2 separate regions of the Mus musculus genome follow, and region 1 is linked to region 2. Evidence: chromatin contacts called from ENCODE Hi-C data. All regions are on one chromosome and are shown on one strand. Each heading gives the region's core, a stretch centred on a gene start or an enhancer-like site at or near the end of the contact. The rest is flanking DNA. Distances are from core to core; before and after follow the strand shown.

What was found. Hi-C counts contacts between places; a loop is a spot of excess contacts on that map.
Region 1: a map of heart shows a loop between it and region 2 (28-fold over the local background). The contact joins the promoter of Rnf146 here to the promoter of E030030I06Rik in region 2. A Hi-C loop is called at or near these places in 4 of 37 maps with a recorded cell type or tissue (T-helper 1 cell, T-helper 17 cell, heart and 1 more).

Annotation. Positions count from the first base shown.
Region 1 is chr10:29,357,666-29,365,016 of GRCm38, forward strand. It overlaps Rnf146 (ring finger protein 146), which reads right to left and starts at 4,777. Exons shown (of 4, transcript NM_001110197.1): 1 at 4,299-4,777; 2 at 3,620-3,680. Gm30698 reads left to right here and starts at 3,731. Exons shown (of 2, transcript XM_030245425.1): 1 at 3,731-4,004; 2 at 4,039-4,958. The coding sequence starts at 3,731. The coding sequence ends at 4,844.
Region 2 is chr10:22,143,705-22,150,918 of GRCm38, forward strand. It overlaps E030030I06Rik (RIKEN cDNA E030030I06 gene), which reads right to left and starts at 5,566. Exons shown (of 2, transcript NM_001254745.1): 1 at 4,785-5,566; 2 at 600-810. The coding sequence starts at 5,308. The coding sequence ends at 717.

The DNA.
Region 1 (7,351 bases), core at 3,527-6,026, 7.2 Mb after region 2:
TCTTTAGTATGGAGACGTCTGGCTACTTCCCCATCTTCCTTCCTTTATACAGTTCCTGATGTCATTTCCTTTCCTGGCCAATCTAGAATCATCTGAAAGTTCTTCCCTAACAAAACCCCTGTTTTCACCTCCTTTAAGCACCTACCTCTGCTGAACCTTGCAATGTGTCATTTCAGTTTCCATGCCTTAGCCACTTAATGGTCAGAGAAAATGAGAAGACATTATTACTAACTTCTCTGGCCCTACATACTGCCATACCAAATACTGTCATCTTGCATACTGGACAGACTGGGAATTTCCTATGGACTACTGTGTGACCAGCCTTGAGTTCATTCGTGAAGTCTTTGAGTAATGAGTAATACATTGGAAAAAATGGACCATGGTCTTCCTAAACTAGAAGCCAAACCTAAGTTCTCCAGTCTATTCAATAAAGGCAAATTCCTCAGGAAAACGAAGGCTTTAGGTAGGTCTCTGAATCTAAATAAGTCCCTCTTATTTATCCTTGGCAACCAGCCTTCCACATTATACCAAAGGTATACCAAGTTCTCAATGCTCCAAAAAGCTCTTGATAATTCTGTATATCCTCCTGCCTTTAAAAGTCTTCCTCTTTTATAGTTTATAAAATGCCCAATGATGTTCACTGCACTGCAGAGGAATGGTCACTCAAACTATTTCCCTCTTCTGTATTTTATGTATTTTTCTACTATTGAATGAGTATTGGCATTATTAATTTATGCACTGACTTTTTTCACAGAATCATGAGGACCTGACAAATGTTATATCTTTAAATGGCTGGTAAACTGCCAATCGAGTTATGTTGATTTCAACTGCTTTGTTTAAGTACCACAATACTTACGTCACAAAATACCTGAGTTTCCTCTGAGAGGAAGACGCTCTTCTGGAAACTACCAAATACATAAAGTTAGAGAATCCTTTAAAGAACCTACAATGTAACTGAGCACTAGAGCTACAGCTTGAGAATCTGTCATCTTTCTATCTTTTAGCAAGCACAAAATCCATCTGGCTAATGACTACTTAAGGATTGTCCAGAATGCAGATAAAACCCCAAGAATAAGGTAAAGTTCTTGCCTATAAAATTCTTTTTATAAGAAATGTGTACCCAATTTTTCCTCACACTGAAATACAGTGAAAAAAAATTTTGTTCCTATTTTTAGTTCTCCTTCTTCCATGCATTTACTTACGTACTGCTTCTCTTTAATAAATAACAACTGTTCCTGCCTATTCACTTACCTATCTTGTCCATAAATATTTAATCTCTACAACTGGTTTGTACTTAAATATCAAAGCAAACAGAAACAAAGAAGTTTCGAAATAACCCATATAAATCTTTAAGAACACCTGCATTTTGGACCAGTCCATCCTTAGAACTGTTTTATTCCAGTTATACAAAAATCTTTGGTGCTCATAGACAAACTTTATCAAAGTATTCCATCAACAAAGCAGACTGCAGCTATCTGGGGATAACTTTACAAATGTAAGCAAGATGGAAACAATGTCTCTGTGAGGGCATTGTGCATATATTCTCTAAAACCTTGCAGGTTATGGTGACTTTTCCAATTTCTATATCTCACAGAATTTTCTAAGTTGAGACAAAATGGATTAATAGTCCATTAATCCAGCTACATTAAAAAAACTGAAAAATAGTCATATTTTATTACTTTAAAATTGTAACCACTGAAGAAATTTAAATCATAATTACTTGACTACATTAATACCTAATATAAATATTAGGGTTGATAATGTAAACAATTAGGATTAATTTTAAGCCAGCCAAACTTTTTAAAGATCCACCGTCCCTAGATAATAAACTTGAATAAAATATTGTTTCTTTAAGGAAAAAAAAAGGCGAATCAAAGAAAAAAGATGAACATATCACAATAGAAATAAAAATATAAATGTCAAATTATATACAGTTGGACATTTTCTGCTTATCCTATTTAAAGTTAAGGTGTAATGAAATAAGAGTTACTCAAACAGAATACACTATATAGAAAACATATCAATAGGGGGACTACAAACCTTATTATGTGTATCTGTTTACTTACATATGTCTCTATTATAAACACAAGAAAAATGAGTAGGGGTCAGATGGGATTTAACAAACACATCTTAAAACTTCTTAAGAAAGATTCCCAAATTCACAAGTATGTAACTGTTACAATGTGTCAATTTTTATACTTCATCATCAAATCAGTTTTAAAAGTCTAAGTTAAGCTTGGAAATAAGTGTTCTGTCAAAACCCAGTTCAGTTAAGTGGGGTTCCATACTTTTGAGGGATCTTCTTGCCTTGTGTATGACTGCCCTTAAGAAGCCCCATCCTGTGACTCTATTTACTTTTGTCTCCGTCCTTATACTTAAGTGTAAGGCTTTAAATTCCTTCTCTGCAAAGTGGGCGTTGTATTGATTTCATTAACTCATGAGATACAAATGTCAATTTATATTTATATGTAATACATGTATTCTCATCTAACAGATGTTTCAGGCTGGCAGACATTCTATAAATAAGAAAGTCCTCTTATTAACTGGTGAGTGACCTTTGCCAAGTTATCCCTATGCTTTTGTTACTTTGCTCTAGCCAGCCTCTGTAATTGGACAACTCCAAACATTTTAATTAGCAGGCCTTTAACAACAGGCTTTGTATTAACTAACTAGAAAGGTAAATGAGAGTATACAAAGAAGCAAAGGAAGCTGTAGACTAGTGTAAACAGTGTGTATGCTCAAAAAGACTGTTTCTAATCCACCCAGCAGTTACCCAAGTTCAGACTCTGTGATCAAGAAGGCAACCAAGCAAGGAGGTAGAAAAGACTCGGATCTTCCATCTCTCATACTGATAGGGAAATGTGATAAGTCCTTCAAACTCATATATGGCTGACAGAAAATATGTTTTAAACAGATGGATATGAAAAATTCTTCCTATTATTTTCTTCTTCAAAGTCAAGGAATCATGTTGGATCCAAAAAATAAAACAAAACAAACCCTCCAACAGTTTCAAAGTGGCACTTTTACTAAATGGCATGTCTCCTACAAAAAAAAAAAAATCATTTATGTTTGCATTCCTGTTATCTAATGAACAGTTATTTGGGACATTTCCCCATGACTACAATTCGACTCAGTTCTTAAACAGCACAAAACAGAAACTTTCAAACGTTTAATAACAGGGTTTTCATTCTTTCCCCATTACACACGCCCAATTAAGACATAAATAAACTCTATGATATCCAAGACCCAAGCAAACATATCCAAAACTCCATCTTTACTGTAGCAGTTACTCTTGAGTTTTCTCTAAAATGAGATTTACTTCACCTATTTTCAAGTGTTTCTACAGCTCCCAGACGCTTTTCACGCTCTGCTAGTATGTGTGGGTCGTTTTCTTAATTTGTTCTTTAATATGCCATGTTCTTTAAAAGTCTAATGATACAGATCATTTATTGTTATGTTCTACGCATTCAACTTCTATGACAATACGTGCCTTTCAATGCCCAAGCTCCAGGTGCACATCTAGTTTGCAAAAGAACACACACACACACACACACACATACACAGATAAAATGTAGTTGTCAGAATGCGTGTGCTAACTTACAGTGGGGAAACATCTTACCTAATTATAGAGGACGGTTCCATTTCCACATCCTCAAAAACAATGTCACATAGCCCTTTCTCTTTAAAAAAAAAAAAAAAAAAAAGTCCAGAAAATAAGACAGTGACAACAATGGGGATCCCGTGCGCTCTCAGATGGGGTGGAGGGTTAAGGAGAAAACTCCACATCCAGCAAGCAGAACAAAGCGACTGCCGGAGCTCTCAAGATGCACCCGGCTTGGGAGGCCCAACTGGTATCCCGACACCTCAGGCTGGTTTCGGGTTTGGGGAGCCATCAAAACAAGAACGCTCGGCGGCTTCCGCCAGCGCGAGGAGGAGGGGACGACTCCGGGCACTGGGCAAGACCCAGAGGCACAGCCGCGGCGGCGGCGGCGGCGGCAGGGCAGGCGGAAGATAGCATGCAGCCCGTGGCCGACTGAGGCCCGGTCGAGCCCGCTGGAGCTGCCCGCAGCCTGGCCTGCCTGCGCAGTAATGGCCGGGGCCGCGCCCGTCACAGTCCGGGCTGCGCCAGCTCGGCCTCCCTCCGCGCGCCCGTCCGGGCCGCGCTGGCCAAGGGCGTCCCCGTCCTACCGGCCCCCGACCCGCCGCCGCCCGCCGCGGACTCCGAGCGCCGCCTCGCAGCCAACGAAGCCGCAGTGCCCCGCCGAGGCCCGCAGCCCACGGCCCCCCGCGCTCCTCACCGGTCCGGCCCGGAGCCCACCTCTCGGCCGCCGCCGCAGCCACCTCGCAGTCTTTTCTCCTCCGCTTCGGAGCCCGCAGCGGACGGGGACGCGCGCGGCCGTCACGTGACCGCCCGGCGCTCAAGGGGCGGGGCCGCGCCGGCGGAAGCCACGCCCCCTCACCGTGATCCCGCGCGCGGCGGCCCTGGCTGGCGGTCCCCACGCTGGCTGCTGCTCTTCTCTGTCCCTTGCTGCGACCGGGCTGCTCCTTGTCCCTGTTCCGGTCCTCCCTCACCCTCTGCGTGGCGCATCTTGTGGCCTCCTGGTTCTGAACTGGTGGAGGTCCATCTAGGTGGCTTGTGGGAGGAAGCTAGACCTTCAGTACCAGGAAGAAGAGCCTTTCCAAAACTCAGCCTTGGGTCAAGTCCTATGTTTCCTTTGGCCGTGCCCTTGGAGAGACTACCGCTTGTTCCTTATACAAAAAAGGCACAAGAAAAGTCACGGCGTGGACTGGATGGTCCCCGAGATGCTCCAATTTATTCACCTCACAAATGGCCAGATATGTAATGGGAGAGGGGGTGTGCTGGGGTGTCTTTTAAACCCTAACAGCATAGGAAGCTAGAAGAAGAAATCGTCCCGCGAATCTAGAATAAATTTCATGGGTTAGTTTTATGGCAAGCATATGGTGTTACACATCAAAATCTAGTCCTTGTTCATTTTAACCGGCACATGATCTTTTTCAGAACAGTTTTCTCTACTTGAAGTTGCACAAAATGGACCAGAGAACCTTTTCACCTTTGAAAGTATTTCCGCATTCTGTAACTGTTTGCATTGTGCTTGCAACAATGTTGCATTTTGAGGTTACATCCACTGTTTGAATTCAGGACTGAAAAATGTACTGTGCACCTATTTATAGGGTTTCAAGGCCACTGATCCAAAGGAAGAGCTCATCTGCTTAACATTAATAGCTGTAAATCCAGAGCATGGGTTCGGGTTATTCATTCAGTTGTTATAGGAAATATTATATGAACTTTTATAGCCTGAAGAGAAAAGGTTGTACATCAATGTACGTTGAAAGGGATAAGACATTGAATAGGTGAGTCGATGTGAGCAAGCATGTGGGTCTATTTCATAGGCTTCAGATGTTAAAATATTCTTAATTTCAAAGGGATCTAGCGGTAGGAGGCTGATTCACCTTACTTGAGGATCTGGGTTCAATCCCTAGTACCATTGAGGGAAGGGGTTGGGGGGATTAAAAATGTTGATGGAAGCTACTGGCTAGCTAGGTTTCAACAGTGCATACCAAACAGTAACAAAGATGTTAGGCCAGAAGATACAGGAATTTGTAGCAAATGGTTACTGTGGCAACTATGGGCTATGGGGGAGGAGGGACACAAATATATGTTCTTGTATGCAGCATTCTCCTGGACCACTGTTAGAAAGTTTAGCCAGCCATTCAGTCCACAGGATCTTCCACACAATTGTGGCTTCTTTAGGGAAACAGGTACACTGTGTGTAAATGTCTCTTGGTATCAGCTATTTCAATACATTTTCTTCTAAGTAATACTATTTTTATAACTTTAATTAATGTACAGATATTGAGAAACATGCCATCTTAGCTTAGTTCCCTATCATGTCATTTTATTTTTAATTCCAGTGGTATACAATATATGTATATAATAGTAGCAAAGTAATAGCAAAATTTTGACCTGTTCTTCAAGATTCAAGTTTGAAGAAACAATAGCAGTAATACCAATACAATATTCTGAGAGGGCTCATCTACTCCCTACAATAATCCAATGTCATCCTTTGCTATTCCCATTTTACAGATCTAACACACAACTGGGGTTTGAATTCAGGTAGAGATTCTATGAAGATTTATTTCTGGGTTAGGAAATTTTCCATAAAGAAAGTCCTGTTTGAGAGAGCAAAAATCAGACAGATCATAAATATCTTGCCTAGCCCCTACGTCTATTAGGGAAAAGCTTTTTTATGTTGTCCTTCAGTCTCCCTGGGTGCATAAGAGGCGCGGAATATCTAAGTGCCTGGAGTCTTATTTTGTCTGCTTACTGAAAAACCTGAGACAGACATGAAGTATCAGAAACCTAATAAAATTCTCTCTCAGATTCAGCCCTTTCCCACAACCATGTCAAAACATGCTTCTGTATCTTTGTTCCAACCCATCTTTAGTTTCTTCCTCTTTTGCTGCATATACACTTTGCAAATAATTTCTTCGCTGCCTCTTTCCATCTTCAAAATACACTCAGGATCCTACTACGTTTTATGCTGACTTCTAAACCAAACCTAAGTGAGGTCATATCATACTTCTGAATACACATATACAACCACCTTTGGCTTACCAACACAAAGACAAATCAAAAGTCCCCCTTTTGTGTGTCACCCTACTTTATGATCTCCCATACCTCTTAATCCACTTTCTGTTCCTACAACACCCCTACTCAAACTCTCTGCACATTCTTTGCTGAGAGTTCCCCTCTTTTGATCACTCCCATAATGCATTCTGCGTTCTCCCTCTCCGTCTCCCCCTTCTCTCTCTCTCTCTCTCTCTCTCTCTCTCTCTGTGTGTGTGTGTGTGTGTGTGTGTGTGTGTGTGTGTGTATGTGTGTGTGTGCGCGCGCTCAAATACCTTTGCATTCCTCTCCCTGCCTCTGTTTTAAATTTTCATATCACTCACTATCATTTCTTATTCTCCTTTCCATTTTCTCTCATACGTACAGCAGTGTAATGGATGTTATGTTTAACTCACCCAAATTCTTTGCATTCTCCTCTGGGCCAAAGCATAGAACTCAAAAGAGTGAGACTTTGTGATCTAATTTGTATGGCATGTTAGTTAATCTTTTCAACTTCCTGGGATTTTGAATCAACATGGAAATAAATCTCTGGGCATACCTATCTGGATTATCTAGATTAGATTAATTAAAGTGGGAAGATTTGTCCTAAATGTGGGTAGTACCATTCCATGAGCAAGGGTCATGCTTAGTCTGAATACAAAGAGATTCAAGCACCAGCAGTCACAGTATCTGCCTCTTGCTTGTGGATACAATGTGATCAGC
Region 2 (7,214 bases), core at 4,316-6,815:
AGAAACAACAAAATTATCCACTAAACACTAGTAAGACAGGAATGTAAAAATTAAGGAAGGGAGAAAAAATGTTTTCAAAAGGAAATCTTTGGAGATTGGTGTACTGCAAATGAGACTTCCTACCCACACTCCTGGTAGACATAAATACTGGCAACTGCCAACTGCTCAAGGCTGTCAGAGATCTAAACAGTGGGTCTGAAATAAACGAGAAGCATTATTTTTTAAAACAAGGATCTATCTCCGTGGATACTCGTTGACCTGAGTCTTAAACAAGAAGAAAACCACTAGAATTACTCAGATGTGTCTGTTTCCCTTTTACAGACCTCAATGTTCCTTGACTCCAAGTGAGGTTCATGACTTCCATGATGATATACTTACAAAGGAATACAACCACAGAGCTAAAACCTCATCGTTACTCATTTTCACTGAAGCAAGCACCCCCCAATAGATTATTCACCCACAAAATAACATGTTTATTTGTTGTGTCCGGCCAGCGGCTCACATGTCCGGGTTCTAGTCTGGAAATGCATCTTGGAATCTGGAAGAGAATAGGGGACTAGGCGAACGCGAGAATGATAAAACCAAGGCAGTCATTCTGATCAAGGTTCGATTTTACTAATTCCGACACTCAGTTATGAAGCAGGGGAAGGGGCCCGATTCCCGCCAAATCATCGTGGAGTAAGGTTGCAGGTGAACACGCGAAGGCTCCGGAACAGCTAGGACGCAGGCAGTGGGAGTGGCAGGATGATAGGGCGGCAAGCTCCGCCCCAATGCTCTCTAACACTGAAACCTGAGCAAACAGGTTTCAGGCTGGGGAGGGGAGGTTACATTTATTAATGAGGGCTCTCATGAATCAAGACCTCTGAAATCCTGGCTTTACAATTTACAATAAAATATAAATATATGATGTTCTTAAAGTCACACTTCTCTTCTTTTATATTCCTTACACATTGCTGAGAACTTTAAAAAGAGAAAACGAGAAACATTTCCTTAAATAATCGCAACACTACAAATCTTATTTTTCTTTGCCCTTAAAACTGTGACTAAATACTCTAATAATAATGTGCTCAAAACATTTATGGATTACAACCTTATCTTCTGGCAGACAATCACCATGGCATCAGAGCTATTCCTTGAATTTGAAGCCTTTTTATTGCTAATCTAGCAAACTTACAGTCTGGGGCGACATAGGTAACACTTACCTATGTCTCAGTGCACTGAACAGGAACACATACCAGTTTTCTGTTGATCCTGATATTCCTTCACTGACAGCAGAATTGTCTGAGTAGCCAACCAATGAATCAGGTGTCTTTCCTACAACTAGTTTTTAGAAAAGAGGTCTTTCCTCAACACTCGTTGAAATAAATGGAACTCAAGTTTTCGCACATGTTAGTGACTCGTCAAGGCCTTTTTATAGAGGTCAACTTGTGTGTCCGCAAGGGAAAATTTAACTGTATATATTGAGTGACTCTGACAAGTGTTCTGCGTGTCTCATCTACCCAATCAGCAAATTCCTGTAATTAAACTGTCACAAGCATAAGCGCGGCTTTGTAAAGCTGGGCAGGATAACTGAGGGAAGTAATAACTGAAATAAAGAGGAGATGGTCTCCTGAAGCTCATGCTGGATTCGAACTTGCCAAGCAGCTGGAATGACCCTGACCTCCTGCCTCTCCTGGCCCCCGAGTTCTGGTATTACAAGCATGCACCACCATGCCTTGCTTAGACAAATACATTTTAAAAGAGGTGATTTTTAAAAAAGAATGGAAAGAAGGAAGGAAAGAAGGAAGCCAGCAAGCTAGCCAGTAGTAGTGCACACCTTTAATCTTGGCACTTGGCAGCAGAGGCAGGCAGATCTCTGAGTTAGAGCCTTGTCTACAGACAGAGTTTCAGGACAACCAGAGCTACGCAGAGTAACCTTGTCTCAGATAAAAACAAAACAAAACAAAATAAAACAAAACAAAACAAAACAAAAAACAAAAACAAACAAGAGACAGTTCAGAAGCTTAGGAATTCCCTCTGACTCATTCACTTCCCTGCCCTGTGTCTTTTTTCTAGAAGCTGTCAAGCACATGGTAGGCCCTCAATATATACTTGGTGCACAAACTGCTGATAAAACAAGTTTTACTCCATCTCTGTGTCTTGGTTCAGGTGATGACAGAACTCACCTGTGGAAGGGGAACACTCTGGCCGTACAGTCTTATTCTGACAAAGGCTCCAGAATTCAAGATTACGAACTATAAACCAGAGCAAGTCTGTGTGCAGGACATTATTGGCTCATCAAGCCTGGGACGCACCAGGTAAGAAAGAATGTGAAGTCAGTGGTGCTTTGCAAACTTGGGGGGGGGGGGGGGCGGAGGTTCACACCAACAAAAACAAGTCTCTCTTTCTGGTAAATCCATCTAAATTAAGTCTTAAAACTTTGAAAAAACTAATATGTTTATTGTGCTCCTTCAAGCTTAGAGGCTTAACTACACGTGGGTAGGGACTGTAATTATGATCAATTACTTATGGCTGGAAGGCACTTAAAAAAGCATCTGCCCTTTTAAGCAATCTTTAAAAACCTGGGCTTATGAATAACACTTGCCCCAGGAAAGACAACAAATTACAGGTTCAGGGGCTCAGTTTTGACATTCTCCCTTGGAAGGGAAAGAACTGTTGCTTATCTTTGATTTCCTAAGACTGTCCCTAAAAACACAAACCTCTACAGTAAGAATTTCTAGTTTAGCCACATATGTCGTTGGGTGCAGGAGTGGCGGATGGGTAGTGGAAAAAACTAGGAAGAAAACCAAAGGTGACAGAGGTGGCGGCTTGTGAGGATGATGCTATTAGTTAAACACAGGGTCATTTCACTAATCTCATCGCATAGTCAATCAATTTTCTTTGCTAACAAATTCAGGGTATGGGTGCCCAAGTAGCTTCTTGGTCCCTGCTGTGTAACAGTCTCCTCCAAGATTAAAACATCCCATCTGACAGGAAGCTCCTTAAGCAGGAAAGTAAACAATTCAGAATAGGGTTTCAGGAAGTCCCTGAAACTAAGCAGATTCACTAGGCTCCTCCTTGCCATATAAGCAAGTAAGAGATGAGTGTCCCTCTCAGGAGAGCAGAGTCACATCAGCAAATGACTCAGAGCAGACAAAACGCAGAAACCAGCCTAGCTGCTTGGTAGAGTCTGAAACCAACGGAGGTTCCTGGAAGGCTCAATCTCCAATCCGGTGAGCTGACTGCAAGTGTACAGTATGCTCTAGGGTATCAGCCTTGTGAGCTGTCACCCATGCTGGGGTGGGCTTCGATGACACAGGTCTTCTGCCTCTGTACATAAGCCCTCTTCCATATTCATATATATATATATATATATGATAAAACTCACCAAGCTGGACTTACACAAGTCTTGCTGTGTCTAAACAGGAATCTGATTTGTTCTGTAAAAATGTCAGACGGAGAATTATGCCTTCCCGGGGACCTGTTCTAGGCCAAGGATCTGATAAACTCTGACATATCCAGTGCCCGAAGTGGCTTTAAATTTAGAGGATTTTCACCTATGCTCTTGCTTTATCCTCACAACTCTAAGTAGGCAGGTGTCAAACGAGGTAAAATAAATTTAGAAAGCGCATCTTCTTTTTGCATATAAGCAGATGCTCCTGAATTCACAATTCAAATTCCTACTGTGGGATCAACTAAAAACCATCTAGAGACACACCAGACACAAGAGGATAAAACAGGAGAACAGGGTGAGCCAGCTAGCCAAAACTCTTCTGTTAGAGGGACTTGTATTGACCTGCACTCAATGATTGGTTATACAAGGGTGTTTGTTTGGAAGAATGCTACTTTGTATTTACATACATGACTGTTACCTTTTATCTGGACACCCCACAGGTAACAGACAAACGAAATTTGATACTAAATTCTAATGTTGAAATTCATCCTTTGCTACAGCTGTAGTGATCCTCTAGGGTAGTGAGTGACTCAAAGCCAGCAAGCAACTTTCAGGATCACAGACCTCTCTGAAGTGCAAGACACAGACAGACAGACAGACAGACACACAGATGGTAATCCACTTTTAGTAAAACCTGACTTTCTAGAAGACTCATTCTCCCTCGTCTCATTATCTTTTGCTGTTGCACCCCATGTACCCTTGCCACCCAACTAAAGCATAGGCACAATGGGGGCCTTTATTTACATTGGCTTTTTACTTATTTATGTAGTAATTAAAATTAAAATGTAGTAAAAAAAAGTAAAAATGTACTTATAAGTCTAACTATATTGGAGCCGGGCGTGGTGGCGCACGCCTTTAATCCCAGCACTTGGTAGGCAGAGGCAGGCGGATTTCTGAATTCTAGGCCAGCCTGGTCTACAGAGTAAGTTCCAGGACAGCCAGGGATACACAGAGAAACCCTGTCTCGAAAAACAACAACAAACAAACAAACAAACAAAAAACCAAAAAAAAAAAAAAAAACCCCAAAAAACCAAAAGACAAACAAACAGAAAAAAAAAAAAAACCAAAAAACAAAACTAACACCCAGCCCAGGAAGATTCTGTAGACTGAGTCCTAGAGGGCTTGGGGTTGTCTGGTTTTGTCCCTAAAAGACACCCAAAGCCCCCAGACCCCTTGGGGCACGCAGAGCGGTGTGGGAGGGGGAGGGGAGCCACCGCAGGTCTCTTTTTCTGCCTGTCTAGCAGGGTCACCGGTTTTATCTGAGGAAACTCAACTCTTAACTTTAGTTGGGCAACCAGCCGCCCCTTGCCCAGCACATTCCCGGACCCCATAGCCAGGGCTCCAGGCTCACCTGACCACGTAGGGTTGCTCTAAGGTCTCCAGGTGCCTCAGCACCGCCACCTCACGGACGGTGGAGAGCCGCAAGTCCTCCTCACTGGTCTGTACTCGCTGGCGCTTCGGAATCAGGAAGCGGCCGCCATTCTTCAGGTCGGGGGCCTTCGCCGATCTCTGCCAAGCACTCGTACTCTGATCGGCGCCACCCAGGCTGTCCTTCTCCTTGCTGGCTGCAGGCTGTCGGTGCGGCACAGAGGAACCGGGGTGCGTACTCTCTGACTTACACGCCTCGGGGGCCCCCGGGCTAGACGGACCGACCTTCTCGCCCGCGGGCGCAAGCCGGGCGCAGCCGCGAAACTCCGCCCAGCTGAGTCTCCGCGCCCTGCCGCCGCCGCCGGAGATCCCTCCTCTTCCCCCTCCGCAGCGATTACGTAGTCTGCCCACAATCTCTGCACCTAGGAGGAGGAGACCGGAGGACAAGGAGAAAGTGTGATCAGACTGCCCGGGAGACTTCCATCGGGTTCCACCAGCTCCCCTCATTCTCCCCTCTACTCGCCCTGGCTGCCTAATCCGGCCAGGTTTCTCGGAGAAAAACCAAGTTACTTTTCTTCCCCAGCACGGCTCGTGCTGTCTTTGAAAGGAAGAGGTTGCTGGGGCCCCTTGGGGATGAGCGCCGAGCGGGACGCAGCGGGACAAGAGGGGGCGTGCGGAGCAGCCCAGAGTGTGCCCGGAGTGCGGGGGAGGGGGGCGCCGGGCGCATCAGTGTCACGGCTCAATATTTATACCTATATCGTTGTTCTCAGCTGCCCTCCCTGACTCGTCGCGCGGAGTACGGGGCGACCTGGGGGAGTTCGGAACTGGCGTGAAAGCACCGGGGGTTCACCCATGTGGGGTCGCAGAGCGGGGTTGGGGCTCCTAGGACCCTGTAACCCAATGCTGCGAGTATGCGAGTAGGGGTGGTCAGACATCTGCTCGGAGATTGCTTCCTTTCTACTTTCAGTTTTTCTACAGGGAGACATTTGAAAGAGACTCGCTCTCACAAACGGTCTTTGGGGTATGGCAAGCTTAGCGGGAGACGAAATTCTGCCTCCGAATCGCCGAGGACCTCCCTTGTGGAAACTCAGGGAGGACAGACCATCTGGTAGGGGAGGGCTGGGGCTACTAGAGGTGGGAGAGCAAGGGGCCCTGGAAGGGGAGAAGTGTCCTGCTCCCTTTCCCGCGCGCGCGCGTGCACACACACACACACACACACACACACACAAAGATCGCAAGGGTATGGGAAAGGCAGGTCCGTCACACTTTTGCTTGTCCTGTCCTGAAAAGTAACTTCGGGACTTTGCTAGCTAACCGGGACTGGTCCTTAAGTTTTCAACCCGTGCAAAAGCAACCGCCCTTACGACGGTGGGGGTGGGGGCAGTAAACGTAGGTCTCCCGGGTGTGAGAAGGGTTAGGTCTCCCTTGTATCGCGACTTCAGAACCCCCGCCCGGTATCCTTGGCGGCTGAATGTTGGTAGCCAAGACAGTCGCTCTGTTCTCCAAAGGCTGGAGGCTAGGTCCCAGGCGCGGTCGGGCGTCCCATCCCCGTTCTGTTGTTTAGGGAAGACCGAGTGAGCCTTCCCGTCCCACCGCGGCCTTAGTCTGGTCTGGACCTTGTTCCACTACAGCCGCGTATCCGGAAAGGTCCCCATGCGTTTACCTGCCCCGCACCCCTCCTCCCCCGCTCGCTCTTCCGCCTGGAATTAAAGAACACATGGCGCGACCCCCACTGGGTGCGAGCATAGCACCACCTGGACAAGGCAGGGACACCCCAGGCTCCTTTGAAAGCTTTCCTAAAAAGCTGCATAAAGGACCCTCCAGGCCTCTCCCGGGGGTCGAGGGCCACATAGGTAGCGGGAGCAATGGCCTTGGCGCCCCTGTCCAGCCCAGGCTCCCGGAGGGGGCAGCACACGCACACCCAGACCGGAGCGGCGGTCCCTAGCCCCCTCTCCTCCTCCACTTTTGTTGTTGTTGTTGTTGCTTTACCACGCTGGCTAAATGTGACTTGACCCCATTTCAAAAAAGTTTGACATAGTGCTTCAACCTTTCTGCACTCCTCCGCGACTACAAAGGCTGCAGCCGCCTCCTTCTGCTTTCTGTCTCAGCTCTCTGTCTTAGCACTGAATGAAATCCTTCACGAGCTTCTCCGGAAGCCTTGCCAAAGGGTCCCCACCAGCTCAGCGAGGGGAGGCCTGGGGACCGCGACCCGCTCGTGTGCGCAAAGGCAGATGCGCCCGCACAGATAACGCCCACGTCCACAGGACGAATGCGCCGCGGAGCCCCGTGCTGCTCCTGCCCAGGGTGTGCATTTGAACTGCAAGGCTTTAAATAAGGAAAGTAAACTTGGGGCGTGAAGCAAGAGTGCACGCGTGCGGCTTCAATTCCGGTGGGCTGTGTGCACTACACTCCT